Regions from separate parts of the Homo sapiens genome. Here region 1 is linked to region 2. The links are chromatin loops, found by intact Hi-C in ENCODE. Cell type or tissue: ovary. All regions are shown on one strand. Links, peaks and the distances in the headings refer to the core of each region. The heading gives the core; the rest is flanking DNA.

Evidence for each region. A loop is a pair of places that touch in the nucleus more often than their neighbours do. Peaks named below come from ENCODE experiments on the same cell type or tissue, not always from the same donor. Only the 100,000 strongest peaks of a DNase experiment are listed, where the experiment ranks them.
Region 1: it touches region 2 in a loop (1.9-fold over the local background); 13 of 110 quality-filtered maps call a loop at or near these places.

The regions. Positions count from the first base shown.
Region 1 is chr16:19,150,061-19,158,396 of GRCh38, forward strand. No RefSeq gene overlaps it. Among named protein-coding and RNA genes, the nearest start is that of SYT17, 14 kb to the right of the region's middle. In ovary, for the core only: no CTCF peak of the experiment used is centred there; no DNase peak of the experiment used is centred there.
Region 2 is chr16:19,102,726-19,111,061 of GRCh38, forward strand. No RefSeq gene overlaps it. Among named protein-coding and RNA genes, the nearest start is that of ITPRIPL2, 7.1 kb to the right of the region's middle. RefSeq lists enhancers at 3,104-3,962, 5,040-5,139, 6,288-6,377. In ovary, for the core only: no CTCF peak of the experiment used is centred there; DNase peaks (open chromatin) are centred at 3,388 and 5,255.

The sequences.
Region 1 (8,336 bases), core at 323-8,322, 47 kb after region 2:
TTTTGCACAACTGAATCATAGGGGATAAGTGTCAAGTTTGCTATGGAGTATTTCACAGTTGACTAAGTTGCACCAAAAGGTTTTGGTAAATAAAGATGATCTGTCTGAGACTAGAAAGGGTCTGTGCCTTATAAGGCTTGGGTTTGCAGGGGAGGGGTTGGTAGGAGGCTCAGATATACCTATAAGGATCCCAAGTAAGACCTGATAGGCAGTTAGGTGGGGGTAGACATGGCTTTCTCGAAGAAGCTGGCTGAACTGACAGCATTAGAGTCAACTTGCAATCAAGGGGACCAGCCCCATTTACTAACTACACGGTTACTCACTGCAGCATTTTCTTTGGAGGTGGGAATTGAGAGGCAGGAAATGTCTCTCTGGGTCACTCCAGATCCAGGGGAAAGGCTTACAGTTTTTGGCTGAACTTACTCCAATGTGAAGATTGAAGGGTATGCACTTGGGTGTTGGATGCCATTCTTTCTGAGACTGTGGTGGGGGATCCACTCTCCTCATCAGGGAGGTCTGGTGGTCAGGGAGGCAAAATGTGGTCCATCAGTGAAGACAGCCCAACCACAAAGAGTCACTGTTTTGTTTTGTTTTGTTTTTTTCTCCAAGACGGAGTCTTGCTCTGTCGCCCAGGCTGGAGTGCAGTGGCACGATCTCGGCTCACTGCAACCTCTGCCTCCCAGGTTTAAATGATTCTCCTGCCTCAGCCTCCGGAGTAGCTGGGATTACATGTGCACGCACCATGCCCAGCTAATTTTTGTATTTTCAGTAGAGATGGGGTTTCACCATGTTGGCCAGGCTGGTCTCAAACTCCTGACCTCGTGATCCGCCCACCTCTGCCTCACAAAGTGCTGGGATTACAGGCGTGAGCCACAGCCCGGCCCCACAGAGTCACTATTAACTCAGGGTATGACAGTCAGGAGACACTTCCCCCTTCCGAAAGCCCAACACCGCTCTTTTAATTCAGCTCTCTCTTTATCATCCTTCCCCTTCTCCCGGTTTCCGTGCATGGTATACAGGCCCTCTACCAGAGGGGTGAAGCCTACAAAGCCGTGAATGCTGGGCAATGGGAGCATGAAAGCTTCTTTTTTAAATTTTGAGACGGGGTCTTGCCCTGTCATCCGGGCTGGAGTGCAGTGGCACAATCACAGTTCACTGCAGGCTTAACCTCCTGGGCTTAAGCAATTCTCCCTCCTCAGCCTCCCAAATAGCTGGGATTACAGGTGCCTGCCACCATGCCAGCTTTTTTTTCTTTTTTTTTCCTTCTTTCTTTTTTTTTTCTTCTTTTTTTTTTGTAGAGACTTGGTCTCTCTATGTTGCCCAGGGAAGTTAAACTCCTAGTCTCAAGCAATCTTCCTGCCTTGGCCTCCTGAAGTGCTGGGATTACAGGCATGAGGCACTGTGCCTGGCCAGTGCTTGGAAACTTCTGAGCTGAGCAGTGGCATGGTTTGTATTCTCCATATCCTGCCCCCAGGGCAGTGCTGGCTCATAGAAATTCATGCTCATTGCACCTTGTGGAATAAATGATCCAAGCAACGTTTTAGGAAGACCTGGGAAAGTTTCCTCTATTTTAGTGCATTCTCTTCTCCAGTGACCTAAAACGATTTCTGACCCATCCTGTCTCTGAAGGATGGTTTATGCTTCTTCATTTTTACTGATCTCCTGTTTGGCTTATTCACTAAGATGAGTGGCTTGAGCTTCATTGGTCTTAACTCTGAACCCACAGATATCTAGAACAATGGGGAATCAGTTAGGCTTTGACACTGAGCCCCACCAAAAATGCCTTGGTTGGCCTATCTTTGACATTTTTTTCATGATAACTTTCAAGGTTCATCAATTTTAACATAATTTGACTATTGCAAAAGGAATCAAAATGCAGCTCAAGATATAGTGTCTTCATTTGCCCTGTGTTGAGACTTCAGGGGTTAGAAATAGAATGATCAGGCCAGGAGAGGTGGATCACTCCTATAATCCCAGCACTTTGGGAGGCTGAGGTGAGAGGATCACTTGAGTCCAGGAGTTTGAGACCAGCCTGTGCAATATAGCAAGACCCTGTCTTGACAAAACAAAAACAAAAACAACAACAACAAAAAACCCAACCAGGTTTGGTGGCATAAACCTATAGTCCCAGCTACTTGGGAGGCTGAGGCAGGAGGATTGCTTGAGTCTGACAAGTTGAGGCTGTAGTGAGCTGTGATTGCACAACTGCACTCCAGCCTGAGTGACAGAGTGAGACCCTGTCTCAAAGAAAACCCCAAACTGAACAAACAAAATAAATAGAATGATCAAATGTTTTTTGGTGTAGCAGAAACCCTCTGTCAGATCTGGATTCAAATCCTACTCTGTCACTTACTAGCCGTCTGGCCTCATTTTTTTTTTTTTTTTAAACGGGAATAGTAGTTTTTTTCTGTCTCTGTGCCTGGCTTGCAGAGTTGGTGTGAGAATGGAAAGGCATACCTATATGCAAAAATCTTAAGGCAGTGTTTTGTCAAATAGTAAGGGTTCAATAGACGAAAATTGGTTTTGCTTTGTTTTGTTTTGAGACAGGGTCTCACTCTGTTGCCCACGCTGGAGTGCAGTGGCACGATCTTGGCTCACTGCAACCTCTGCCTCCTGGGCTCAAGCCATCCTCCCACCTCAGCCTCCTGAGTAGCTGGGACTACAGTTGCATGCCACCATGCCCGGCGAATTTTTGTATTTTTTGGAGATGGGATTTTGCCATGTTGCCCAGGATGGTCTCAAATTCTGAGCTCAAGTGACCCACCCACCACGGCCTCCCAAGGTGCTAGGACTATGGGCGTGAGCCACCGTGCCCAGCAAAAATCGTTATTATTAAACACCACGAAGTGGTGGCAGCCCTTGTGATTGGGGCTCCATCCTGGATGCTACTCTCTTCATTGTCTTCCACCCAAGTCCCACAAAGAATACTGGAGTTATTTCTGGGCAAGGATGAGAGTAAACACCATGAGACACTTTAAGAATATACTATTTATTTAAATTTAATTTTTAAGTTTTTGAGAGACAGAGTCTGACTCTGTTACCTAGGCTGGAGTACAGTGGTGGCACCATAGCTCACTGCAGCCTTCAACTCCCAGGCTCAAGCCATCCTCCTGCCTCAGCCCCCGAGTAGCTGGGACTGCAGATGCACCCCACAATGCCCAGCTAAAGAATAAACTCTTAAACATGTGAATTTCTTTTCCTCACAGAGTTCTCTAGCCTCAAAGATATTTGGATTTAAACTTGCAGAGGGAAGTGGCTGTCTTGATCTTTTGTTTTTTTTTGTTTCCGATTTTAGTTCTTAATTCTGTGTAAGCGGGTGTGCTGTGGATGAAGGAAGAGGTAGTGCAGGAGTGACTCAGAGGAGGAGGGGAGAAGGTACTGTTGTCCCCTAGGTGGGACAAGGAGGAAGAAATTTATGTCATGAGGACAGGACTGGTGATGTGAGCACAGGACCTGGGCAATGGCGCAAGTCCAGTGCTCAGAGGGATCCCCTACTTGGTTTGATGCATTGCTGTGGTCATCTTGCAAACCTTAATAATTTTGAATTAGGGGTCTTGAATTTTCTTCTTGCACAGGATCCTGCTAATTTTTTGTAGCCAGATCTGCACAAGCGTAAGTCTGAGAAGTGGAAGGGAACTGGCGTTGAGCTGCCTACCATGTGGGTCATCCAGGGACCATCACCTTTGCAACACATGCCCTCCCAGAGTCCTCAACACGTGTATGTCCCCTTGAATGGAGACAGAAGACTTGGATGGGTACAAGGCTCACTTTAACCAGAGGTCTTGCTATAACCAGGGCACTGCCCCATGAGCATCTGTTAAACTGTCACTTACAATACCAACTGCCCTTATCCCCAGAGTATCTTGCCCCATTATGATTTTTCTGCACATTGGAATAACATAAGTTACCTGATGTTTCTGTCTCATCATTTTATTTCCTTTTGTGGGAACTATCCATCTCTTGTTCTACATGTTTCTAGTGGGGCTACAAATCTTGGTGCACTACCCCTCGCCATAGGCACGGACACGTGACACAGGCTGGGCCAATTGCAGTGCTACATCCTCCTTTGCACCTGCCATTGATCCAGGGTAGCACTTTAAGGGCTACCAAAGTTGAGATTACCTCCATCCTCCTTTGATTGCATTGAAATGGAAATTGCAGGTCACTACAAGACAGGCGAATCAGAGCATTTTACTCTTCCTCAATCCCCAGTAGTCACAATGCAAGACTTTGCTTTCACTATTCCTGTTTTCTATGTGAATGTGGCATTTGTCAGTTGCTTTGATGGGCAATGGTCCTTGGAGCTGGTGCAGTTCACTCAGTGATGAGGTCAGACAACGATGGCTCTGCAAACATGAACAGAAAATCATTTCAAAAGTCAGAATGTTATGGCCCCTTTTATTGCCTTACACAAGGCAGAAATCAGGCCATTTGGAAGTATTCATTAATTTATTTATAAACTTCATTTATATTTTTGAGACACTGAAGGGACCTTTTACATTGATCTTTCATAGAAACATCTAAAAAGGAAGGAAGCATAATTCTCAAAGACAATTTGACAGAGGATCCTTTCAACATAGAATTAAAAAAAATTTAGCAAGAGCTTTTCATTTTTTTCTTTTTAAAAACACCTTTGTTGACATATAATTTACATACCATAAAATTCGCCCATTTTAAGTGCACAATTTAATGATCTACATTGATTCACAAAGTCATGCAACCATCACCATAGTACAGTTTTGGAACGTTTCCATCACCACCGCTATCCCCCCAATCTTTTGTGCTGTCTACATTCATTCCCCATTTCCCATTCCCAGCCCTGGGAAACCACTAGTTTATCTTGTGTCTTTATAGATTTCCCTTTTCTGGACATTTCATATAAATGGAGCCATACAATATGTGCGGGTTTTCTTAATTTTTATTTTTCGAGGCGGGGGCAGTGGTGCAGCTGGCTTCTTTCACTTAGTATGATGTGTTTCAGGTAATCTAAGTTGTAGCATGCATTAGTAGTTCCTTCCCTTTTATTGCAGAAAAGCGTTCCATTGTATGACTATACCACATTTTGTTTATCCATTAGCCTATCAATGGACTTCTGGATTGTTTCCACTTGTTGACAATTATGAATAATGCTGTTGTGAACATTGGCATGTAAATCTTTGTGCAGAGTGATGGCTCTTTAGACAATACTGAATTCTTCCTCACCTAGAGAAACAAGCTCTTCCTGGAATAGTACATAGGTAGGCCTCATTGAGCCTTATTTGAGAACAATGGATAAAGTGTTAAAACTCTTCTGCTACTCTTGAGAAGGCAAAATTGTTATGGGAGTGTCAGAAGATCTCAGGCTTTACTTAGGACATTTTCCCATGTTTCTCTTAACAAAGAGGGACAAGACCCAAGTAGGGCCAATTGGGTTTTTTCTGGATAGATATAGATGGATGTCTGCAAAAATATCTTTTCTCATTGGGATTGCTGTGCTAAGAAATTGTAGAGCTGACATCCATTAGTGCAATTTGTCCACTTTTGTGGAAGGAGACTGTCAACAGAATTCATTCATTCATTGATTCATTCATTCATCTGACAATATTATTGGGTAGCTTCTACATGTTAGGCACTGTTCTAGATATTAGTGATTCAACTGTGGAAGAAATAAAACCCCTGTGCTCAAAGAGTTTACTTCTAGTTGATGAAACATACTACAAAAAAATATAAAAAATATATTTTTATATGATATGTCACATGGTGATATGTATTATGGAGAAAAATTAGGCAAAGCAGGGGAACTGGGAGCTCCTAGGCAAGAATAAAGGTTGCTATTTTAAAGAGAAAAGTCAAAGAAGATTGGACTGAGAAGGTCAAGTATTATTTAATGCTGTTTAACAAATTACCATACATTTAGCTGCTAAAAGAACAGATATTTATTAACTTACAGTTTCTGTGGTCCAGGAGTTGGGCATAGCTTAGCTCAATCTTCTACTTTAGGATCTCTCACAAGTCTTTAATCAAGGTGCTGGCTGGGCTGTGTTCTTATCTGAAGGCTCAATGAGGGAAGGATCAGCTTCCAAGCTCACGTGGTTGTTCACAGAATTTCAGTTCCTCTAGGTCTGCTGGATTGAGGGTCTCAGTTCCTAGCTAGACACCCTCATTTCTTTGCCATGTGGGTCTCTCCAACATGCCAACTTGCTTCCCCAAAGCCAGCAAGGGAGGGAATCTGCTGCCAAGACAGAAGTTACTGCCTTACGTAGCCTAATCACAGAAGTGACATCCATCACCTGTGATAGGTCCTGCCCACACTCAATGGGAGGAGATTACACAGGGGTGTTAATACCAGGAGGAGGATCACTGTGGGCCATCTTAAAAGCTGCCTGTTATAGAGATGAAGGAGTGAGCCATGGGGGATTTCAGAGGGGTGAGTGAAACAGGCAGAAAGTTCAAGTGCAGAGGCCCTGGGCTGGGAGCTTGCCTGGTGCTCGAGGAACAGCAAGGAGGCTGGTGTGGCTGGAATGGAGTGAGGGGATGGTAGTAAAGATGAGAACAAAGAGGTAGATGATGGAGGGCCAGGTTATGTGGAATCTTTTTGACTTTACTTTAACTGAGTAAATTACTCAGTTAAAGTAAATTTACTGAAGGGCTTTGAGTAGAGGAATGACATAGTATGACTTACTGTTTCTACAGCTCATGTGGGCTGCTGGTTGAGAATAGAGTATCAGGTAGGAGTTGGTGATGGAGAAAATGGAGAGTCCAGTTAGGAAGCTACTGAAATAATCCAGGGGAAAGATAATGGGACCTCAACATCTCTCATGGGACCTCATGGGAAATGATGATAAATTGTCAGATTCTGGGTATATTTGGAATGTAAAGAGGACAAGATTTAACAGGGCTTTTCTGATTGGGTGTAGGGTACAAGAGAATCTATATCTATATTTTTATATCTATATCTCAAGGATGGCTCCAAGGGTTCTGACTTGAGTAACTTGGAGAGGGAAGACAGTGGAAGAAGCAGGTTTAGGGGATTAAGGGGCAGGTGAGAAATTTGGTCTTGGAATACAAAACTTGTTATGCTTCTTAGACAGGGGTTGGAATTTTTTTTTTCTGTAAAGGGTCAGATAGCAAATATTTTGGGCTTTGCAAGCCATACAGTCTCTGTCACAACAACTCAACCCTGCCACTGCTGCATGAAAACTCCCGTAGAAAATGTGTGTTCCCAATAAAACTGTATTTACAAAAAAAAGTGAGAAACTGTGTTTAAGCATAATTTGAAAATCCTTTCTTAAACATGCAGCTGGAGAAGAAACGGCAGTTATATATGGTGCCTTGGAGTTCAGAGAAGGCATCCGGGCTGGGAACACATTTTGGAGATTTGTGTAGATAGGCCAAAGGAAAAATGAGAAGTGGAGAGGCAGAGAACCAGCTTCATGGTTTGAGCTCCTGAGTCCAGATCTATCAGAAACTCAGGTACATCAGTAAGTCATGTAGATTCTAGCTGGGCAGCTACATGCCCAGCCATAACTCTATTTCCATAAGAGAAAGGAAGATGGACTTTGGTGGGTACCTTGCATTTTCTGCTAGATAACAGGGCTCTAGAAGGCAGGCAGTTGGTCAAGGCAGAAGGAGAGAAAGACAGAACACCTTGTTAATGTTGGTGTTGGCATGACTAATGGGTGCCCTCAATCATGACAGGCCCCAGACCATCACATGAGACCTGATCATTCAGAGGAAGGGGAACTACATGGCAGAGTGGGTACCACATGCCAGACACTATGCCAGCAGCTTCCAACTCCTTCACTTCATCTTGCATGTCATACGTCCCAGGAAAGCAGATTACATGCCCACTTACTGATGAAGAAACCGAGGCTCAGAAAACTGGTGAGCAACATAGTCCCTATTTGAACTGAGGTCTCTGTGACTCCACATTCTTTCAACTGTGTCCCACCTGCTTTGGGACAGGGTCTGTCTGCCTTCTGGTCCTTTTCATGCTCCCTATGGAAGTGGGCTGAGCCCTCATGTGTGTGCAGGGGTAAATGCATCTATTCTAGATCCTTGCTACTTAATCTGTGGTCTGTGGACTAGCAGCATCAGCATCACATAGAGCTTGTAAGCAATGCAGAAACTCCCAGCAATCCCATTACTGGGTATATACCCAAAGGAAAATAAATCATTCTACCGAAAAGGCACTCGTATCTTCATGGCAGCGCTATTTACAGTAGTTAAGACAGGGGATCAACCTAAGTGCCCATCAGTGGTGGATTGAAAAAGAAAGTGTGGGAAATATACACCACAGAATACTATGCAGCCACAAAAAGAATAAAATAACATCCTCGGCAGCAATAGGGATGCAG
Region 2 (8,336 bases), core at 294-8,293:
GCACCAAATTGCATTACAGACTCATTAGCTCTCTCATGGCCCTTCATCTCTGCCACACCAAAGCTTTCCTTTGACTGATGTTGGTTTCATTATTCATGACTCTTATAGAGACAGTGGCCTCTAAAATAGAGACCAGGGAAGAGCATTTTTCTTTCTTTCTTTTCTTTTCATTTTTTTTTTTTCAGACAGAGTTTAACTCTCATTGACCAGGCTGGAGTGCAATGGCACAATCTCCACTCACTGCAACCTCTCCCTCCTGGGTTCAAGTGATTCTCCTGCCTCAGCATCCCAAGTGGCTGGGATTACAGACATGCACCACTGCATCCAGCTAATTTTGTATTTTTAGTAGATATGGGATTTCTCCAAGTTGGTCAGGCTGGTCTCAAACTCCCGACTTCAGGTGATCCGCCCACCTTGGCCTCCCAAAGTGCTGGGATTATAGGTGTGAGGCACCGTGCCTAGCCGGAAGAGCATTTTTCTAATGAAAGGTTCTTTAGCAATCCAGGGCTACTTTGCTGGACTACTGAAATAAGATTCATTCCTTCTTTTGTTCTGTTGGTCTTATAGGTAATTGAGTACCTATAAGACAGACATGGACCCTGCTCTCAAAGCAACTTATAATATATTTGAAAATACACTTAATTAGAAATCACAATTAGCATGGGACTGATCCAACAGTGGCTCATGGAGCAGATACTGTTGGTTGCCTACTATGGCAAAGGGTGATGAGTGTCCCCCAATATTTATTCTCTTTCTTTCTTACAGTAATGAAACACTTATGTTTAGCAAGACACGTAGAATCTAGGATAATGAGTATATTTCCCAGCCTCCTTTGCTGTTATATGTGGTCATGTGTCTAAGTTACGAGATTTCTGCAAAAGATTTCCTTGCTGTAAAATAGAGATCCCGCTAAAAAAAGAGAGTCAACTCAATAAAGTACCAGGCATGGTGCTAGGTCCATTTTCTGATGGATGTTGCTATGTCTGGATGTGATGCCTAGATCCATGGCTGTCACTGTGTAACCAGGAGGAAAGTTAGTCTGAAGATATCAGAGCAGAAAGATGGAAGGAACTTGACATCATGGTTGAGCCATTTAATAAGCAAGCCTGGAGCCACTCCACCTCCAGATGTCCAGTTAGGTAAGGTTGTAACATGTCTTTGTTGTTTAAATTAGAAGAGTGAGGGCCTTCTGTTACTTGCAGACAAGAGCATCCTAACCAAACAACATGGTACACAGAGTCCATCGTGGCCTGCCTTGTGGCACACTCTCCAGTCTCATCTCTCAGTATTGCTTTCTCCAGTCCCAAACTTCAGACCCACTGCATTTCAAACCATGGTCTTTCATTTCTCCAGGATTCCATGCATGACGTGACTTCTGCCCAGGATGTCCTTCTCCATCTCTTTATCTAACAACGATCAATTCATCCTCCAAAATCAGCTTAGCAGACATCTCTTCCAGGAAGCCTTTTGTACCAGACCCAGCTTATGGGTCACCCCAGATCCATTTGGCCCCATCTGCACTCCTGGGCCTCAGCCACTTGCCTTGTTTCATGTGTGTGTGTGTGTGTCTGTGTGTGTGTCTCTGTGTGTGTGTGTTTTGAGGCAGGGTCTTGTTCTGTTGCCTAGGCTGGTGTGCAGTGGCATGATTAGGGCTCACTGCAGCCGCAGCCTCCCAGGGCTCAAGCAATCCTCCCACCTCAGCCACTGAGTAGCTGGGACTACAAGTGTACACCACCTCGCCTGGCTAATTTTTTTAAAATAATTTTTTGTAGAGACAGGGTCTCACTATGTTGTCCAGGCTAGCCTCAAATTCCTGGATTCAAGTGATCTTCCCGCCTCTGTCTCCCAAAGTGTTGGGATTCCAGGTGTGAACCATCGTACCTGGCCTGCCTTGTTTCTTAACAAGCGCAGCTCTAGCAAGGGATCATTCTATTTTCACAGCTGGAAAGAACTGGCTGCTGCCACTCCTGCCACAGACTAAGGACCTCTTTGTGTGGTGCTGACCGATAAGGAGAGACCACCCACATGTACAGGCAGGGACTTTCAGGGACGCTGGCTTCTGCATCAGCCGATGACAAGGCCCGGAGTGGGGGCAGTAAATATCCTGTGGGTATCCTTTGACCAACAAGAGACAGGAGATGGGAAGAATCATCAGCTCAATTGTTTGCCCTTTTTTCTCCCCAACTGTTTAGAGATTAAGAGGCTCTGTGCAGCCTCTTTGAAGGGGATGGAGGAACCAGCTGTGTTTGCTGCAAAGCTTCCTTGGGCTTGAACCACTCCCCATAAAACACTCATAGGCAAGCCATACCCTTAGGTTCTGTTTTCTGAGGATCTGGGCTGAAGAGCCTCCCCACCCCATGCTGCCACCATCCAACCAGTCTGGGTGGCAAGGAAGAGACACATTCGGACGATCTCAGACTCCAGCAGGGATTGTTAGAAGGATCACAGGGAACCCAGACAGCACTACTTACTCAAGCCAGAAAAAAGAGCTGTAAGGTCATTCAGGCCCCACGGCAGCTTTTGTGCCCCCAAATCAACTCCGATAGCCCAACATTCTTGGACTCAGCTGTTTGGTCACCTTGCTTCTTCCTACTCTCCCCTGACCCACCGAGGTTGCCATTGCCCCCTGGCCTTTGCCTACTCTATAGCTTCTGCTGATTTACGGCTTCTGCTTAATTCTGAATTCTCCTTCCTCAGGGCTTCTGTGTCCCATTCATTCAGACTCCCCAAGAGAGATCGGCATGGGTTGCTTGGTTGCCATTCAGTACTGGGTGGCATTGTTGGCAAAGTTGTGCATTGGGCTCCCTTGTTACTGGTGGTCCTGGTCCAGTCCCTTGAGAGTGTTTAGAAACATCTGCATCAACTTGACATTGCTGTGACATTTACAAGAGTGTGACTGACAGGCTCATCTTTCTAGGCACAGGTCAGTGTGGATAATCTCTAAATAAAGATAGGCCTGGTCAAATATTGAACATGCAAGGTGATTAACAATTTTTTTTTGTGTAGAGATGGGATCTTGCTCTTTTGCCCAGACTGATCTCGAATTCCTGGTCTCAAGCAATACTCCCACCTTGGCCTCCCAAAGTCCTGAGATTACAGGCGCCAGCCACCTCACCTGGCCAAAAGCAGATTTTTAATAAAATAATCGTCAAAAGTCTAAGTTGTCTGTGAATTGCACATGACATGAGCTATGTGATAGTCTTGCAGAGTAGAACCAACAGGAAATTTTAAATAACAAACCAGCAACAGGTCATTTATCACAGAGAGTCTGAGAATCACTGGGAAGGCTGCAGTAAAGGAATCTGAGCGGAACTTCCAGAAATAACTCTTAAGCCACAGAGCAGAAACTGGGCCACCAAGGAAGCCGCCGCCTCTGTCCCCACCAGGAAGCTGCCTGCAGAACCAGGGCCCCTGCTCCAGCTGCGGAGTTTCAGAACCACCCCACCTCTGCTGCCAGCCACACTAGCAAAGCGGGTGTCTCGGGTGGCTCCTGTCTTCATGCCAGGAAATGTGGGAATGTGTTTTGCTTCCCAGCTCCTGCTGTAGAAGCTCCCTAGAGGAAAGCTGAAATGAATGGCTAGTAAGTGCAACCACGGTGTCCATTCAAAAATTCTACACTTCCGTAACAATAGGACTGATGTCCTGTTCCCCCAAGCGGTCACATGCTCCTTGACCACAAGCATATGCACATTTTGTTTGTATTACCTGGAATGGTCTCCTTGAATTTCTGCTGGTCAAAATCCTATTCATTCATTCATTCATTCATTCATTCAACAAATCTCTGTAAAGTACCAGGCATGGCGTAGGCTACTCGGGATACCAAAATGAATATGGCAAAGTCCCTGACTTCAAGAGCCTCATCATCTGGTTAGGGAAATATACATGAACATAAACTACACTGCTCTTTTCCTTTCTGTCCTATTAAGCCCTTTACAATGTAAAAGAGTGAAGTACAGGGACGAAGAGTCCAGCTCTGTAGTCAGACTTGCCAGCTGTGTGACTTTTTGGAGACAGGTCTCTCCCTCTCACCCAGGCTGAAGTGCAGTGGTGCAATCATCAGGCTCACTGCAGCCTCAACCTCCCAGGCCCAAGTGATCCTCCTGCCTCAGCCTCCTGATCAGCTGGGACAATAGGCATACACCACCACACCCAGCTAATTTTTTTTTTTTTATGACAGGGTCTCACTATGTTGCTCAGGCTGGAGTGTGATTTTTATTTTTATTTATTTATTTTGAGATGGAGTCTTGCTCTGTCATCCAGGCTAAAGTGCAGTGGCACGATCTTGGCTCACTGCAACCTCCACCTCCTGGGTTCAAGTGATTCTCACGCCTCAGCCTCCTGAGTAGCTGGGATTACAGGCATGTGCCACCATGCCCAGCTAATTTTTATATCTTTAGTAGAGACAGGGTTTCACCATGTTGGCCAGGCTGTTCTCAAACTCATGACCCCAAGTGATCCACCCACCTTGGCCTCCCAAAGTGCTGGGATTACAGGCATGAGCCATTGCGCCCGGCCCCTGCAGTGTTTTCTAATAAGTTACTTAACCTCTCTCAGCCTCACTTTTCTTTTTTCTTTTCTTTGAGACGGAGTCTCGCACTGTCACCCGGGCTGGTGTGAGCGATCCCGGCCTGCTGCAACCTCTGCCTCCTGGGTTCAAGTGATTCTCCTACCTCAGCCTCCCGAGCAGCTAGGATTACAGGTGTGCACCACCACGCCCAGCTAATTTTTTGTATTTTTAGTAGAGACAGGGTTTCACTATGTTGGCCAGGCTGGTCCTCACTTTTCTCATATGTGAATGGCAATAATAACAGCACCTGCCTCATTGGGCTTGTTCTGAGCATTTCAAGAGATACTGCTGAGGAATCGCCACATCTAGGAGGCGTGTGATACAGGCATCAAATGGGCTATCGTTTCCTGTCCTTCAAAACCTGGTTACATGTTACCTGTCCATGAGCTCCCCCTGCTCCCACTGTGGGAAATGAATCACTTCTCCCTCTTTTCCTCTCATCAGTGCTCACATTCATCCTCTGTGAGACACACCTCCAAGACATCAGAAACTCTGGGAGGAGTGTCTGTATATATACTTGCTAAGCTATTGAAAACAAAAGCCATAGGAGTGACCTTTGTCAAATATTAAATGCTAAAGGAGTTTTGGTTTTTGGTTCCTTTTTTTTTTGGTTTGTTTTCAGACCGGGTCTTGCTCTGTGGCCCAGGCTGGAATGCAATGACGCAATCATGACTCACTGCAGCCTCAACCTCCTGGGCTCAAGTGAACCTCCCACCTCAGCCTCATGGGTAGGTGGTACTACAGGTGTGTGTCACACTCTGTTGCCCAGGTTGGAGTGCAGTGGCACGATTTCGGCTCATTGCAACCTCCGCCCCCCAGGTTCAAGCAATTCTCGTGCCTCAGCCTCCTGAGTAGCTGGGATTACAGGCGTGTGACACCATGCCCAGCTAATTTTTTGTATTTTTAGTAGAGACGGGGTTTCGCCATGTTGCCCAGGCTAGTCACGAATTCCTGAGCTCAGACAATCTGCCTGCCTTGGCTTCCCAAAGTGCTAGGATTACAGGCATGAGCCACTGTGCCCGGCCAACGGTGACAATTTTCTTAATCCACCTACACACTGTGTATGTACCATTTTCGTCTGTAAGCTCAAAGCCCTGTGTTTTCCTTCACATTTCCCTTGGCCTAGCACATGTTAAGAACCCACAAATATGAGCAGTAAATTAATGAATGAATACATTTGTATTTGCTCTGACACATATAGTAGATTTGCCAAGTGCAAAGTTCTGAGGCCTGTACCTTGAGCCCTTTAGAGGAAATGACCTATGGAAACAGATTACAGGCAGGAAAAATAGCAATAGTAATACGTCATTTACTCGGTGTAGCGGGGATGAATTATGGTCCTCCCAAATATATGTTTTCATCCTAACCTCTAGAACCTGTGAATGTGACCTTCTTTGAAAAAAAGCGTCTTTGTAGACATGATTTAAGAATCTTTAAATTAAGGATCCTTAAATTACAGATCTCCAGTTGAGATCAATGGGATAACCCCAGTGTCTTCTAAATCCAATGACAGGTGTCCTTATAAGAAACAGAAGGCCAGGCACGGTGGCTCACACTTGTAATCCTAGCTCTTTGGGAGGCCGAGACAGGAGGATTGCTTGAGTCCAGGAGTTCAAGAGCAGCCTGGGCAACACAGTGAGTGAGACCCCATCTCTACAAAAAATAAAAAATTAGCTGGGTGTGGTGGTGCACACCGTAGTCACAGCTATTCAAGGAGGCTAAGGCAGGAGGATCATTTGAGCCCAGGAGGTGAGGTCAAGGATGTGGAGAGCCATGATCACCCACTGTACTCCAGCCCAGCCTGGGTGACAGAATGAGAACCTGTTTCAAAAAAAGAAAAGAAAAGAAACAGAAAAGGAGAAGGCCATGCAAGATGTAGGCAGAGATGGGAGTCAGATAGCCACAAGCCAAGGGGCGCCTGGAGCCACCGGAAGCTGTAAGAGGCAAGGAGGGGTTCTCCCCTGGGGCCTCAAAAGGGAGCACAGCCCTGCAGACACCCTTTCAGATTCCTGCTTTTGAGAACTCTGAAAGAATACACTTCTGTTGCTTAAACCACCTGGTTTGTGGTATTTTGTGACAGTAGCCTCCAGGTACATTGAGCGTGTTTGTATGACCCTCGAGCTGAGATTAGTTTTTATATTTTTTTAGAGTTAGGGTCTCGTTCTGTTGTCCAGGCTGGAATGCAGTGGCATGATCATAGTTCACAGCTCACAGCAGCCTCGACATCTTAGACTCAAATGATCCTCCTGTCTTAGCTTCCTGAGTAGCTGGGACTACAGGTGTGCACCAACACACCCAGCTAGTTTTTTTGTTTTGTTTTGTTTTTTTCTAGAGACAGGGTCTCACTGTGTTGCCTAGGCTGGTCTTGAACTCCTGGGCTCAAGCAATCCTCCTGCCTTGGCCTCCCAAAGTGCTGGGATTACAGGCATGAACCGTTGTGCCCAGCAGGTTTTTATATTTTTAAACGGTTGAAAAAAATCAAAAGAAGTGTATTTCATGGCACACGAAAATCTTACAAAATTCAAATTTCAGCATCCATAAATAAATTTGATGGGAACAGCCCTATCCACTCACTGACAGATCATCTCTAGCTGCTGTAGTGGGTTGATTGTGTCTCCCTAAAAGGTAAGTTCAAATCCTAACTCCTGGACATGTGCAGGTGACCTTATTTGGGTCTTTGTAGAGGTCATCAAGTTAAGATGGATTAGGGTGGGCCCTAAATTCAATGAATAGTGTCCTTATATGAAAAAGGAGGGGAAGATTTGGATACAAAGACCTAGAAATATGCACAGGGAAGAAGGCCAAATAAAGACAGAGGTAGCTGGGTCCAGTGGCTTACTTCTGTAATCCCAGCACTTCGGGAGGCCGAGGCGGGTGGATCACCTGTGGTCGTGAGTTCAAGACTGGCCTGACTAACCTGGAGAAACCCCATCTCTACTAAAAATACAACATTAGCTGGGCGTGGTGGCACATGCCTGTAATCCCAGCTACTCGGGAAGCTGAGGCAGGAGAATCGCTTGAACTTGGGAGGCGGAGCTTGCGGTGAGCCGAGATCATGCCATTGCACTCCAGCCTGGGCAACATGAGCAAAACTACGTCTCAAAAAAAAAAAAAAAAAAAAAAAAAAAAAGACAGAGGTAGAGGAATGCAGCTATTAGTAACAAAAGTCATGGCAAAAACCGCAATTATTTTTGCACCAACCTAATGCAAGCCGAAGTTTGCCAAGCAACAGCCCCAAACCCAGCTATTTGGGGCTACAGCAGTGGACCTGAGTAGTTATAGTAGAGATTTTATGACACCCAAGCCTAAAATATTTACTCTGTGGCCCTTTACAAAAAGTGTGAGCCAGGCCAGGCACGGTGGCTCATGCCTGTAATCCCAGCACTTTGGGAAGCCAAGGCAGGAGGATCGCTTGAGGCCAGGAGTTCAAGACCAGCCTGGGCAACATAGTGAGACCCCATGTCTACAAAAAATTTAAAAATTAGCTAGGTGTGGTGGTGCATGCCTGTAATTCCAACTACTTGGAAGGCTGAGGCAGGAGGATCCCTTGAACCCAGAAACTCAAGGCTGCAGTGAGCTGTGATTGTGCTACTGTGCTCCAGGCTAGGCAACAGAGCAAGACCTATTTCTTTAAAAAAAAAAAAAATAGTGTTTGCTAACTCTGACCTAGAGCATTGCCATTATTTGTATAGTTGGAGATAGCATACCACTATATCTGCCAGGGGAAAAATAAACCACTCTGTTGGTAGCACTCCATTTTATAGATCGG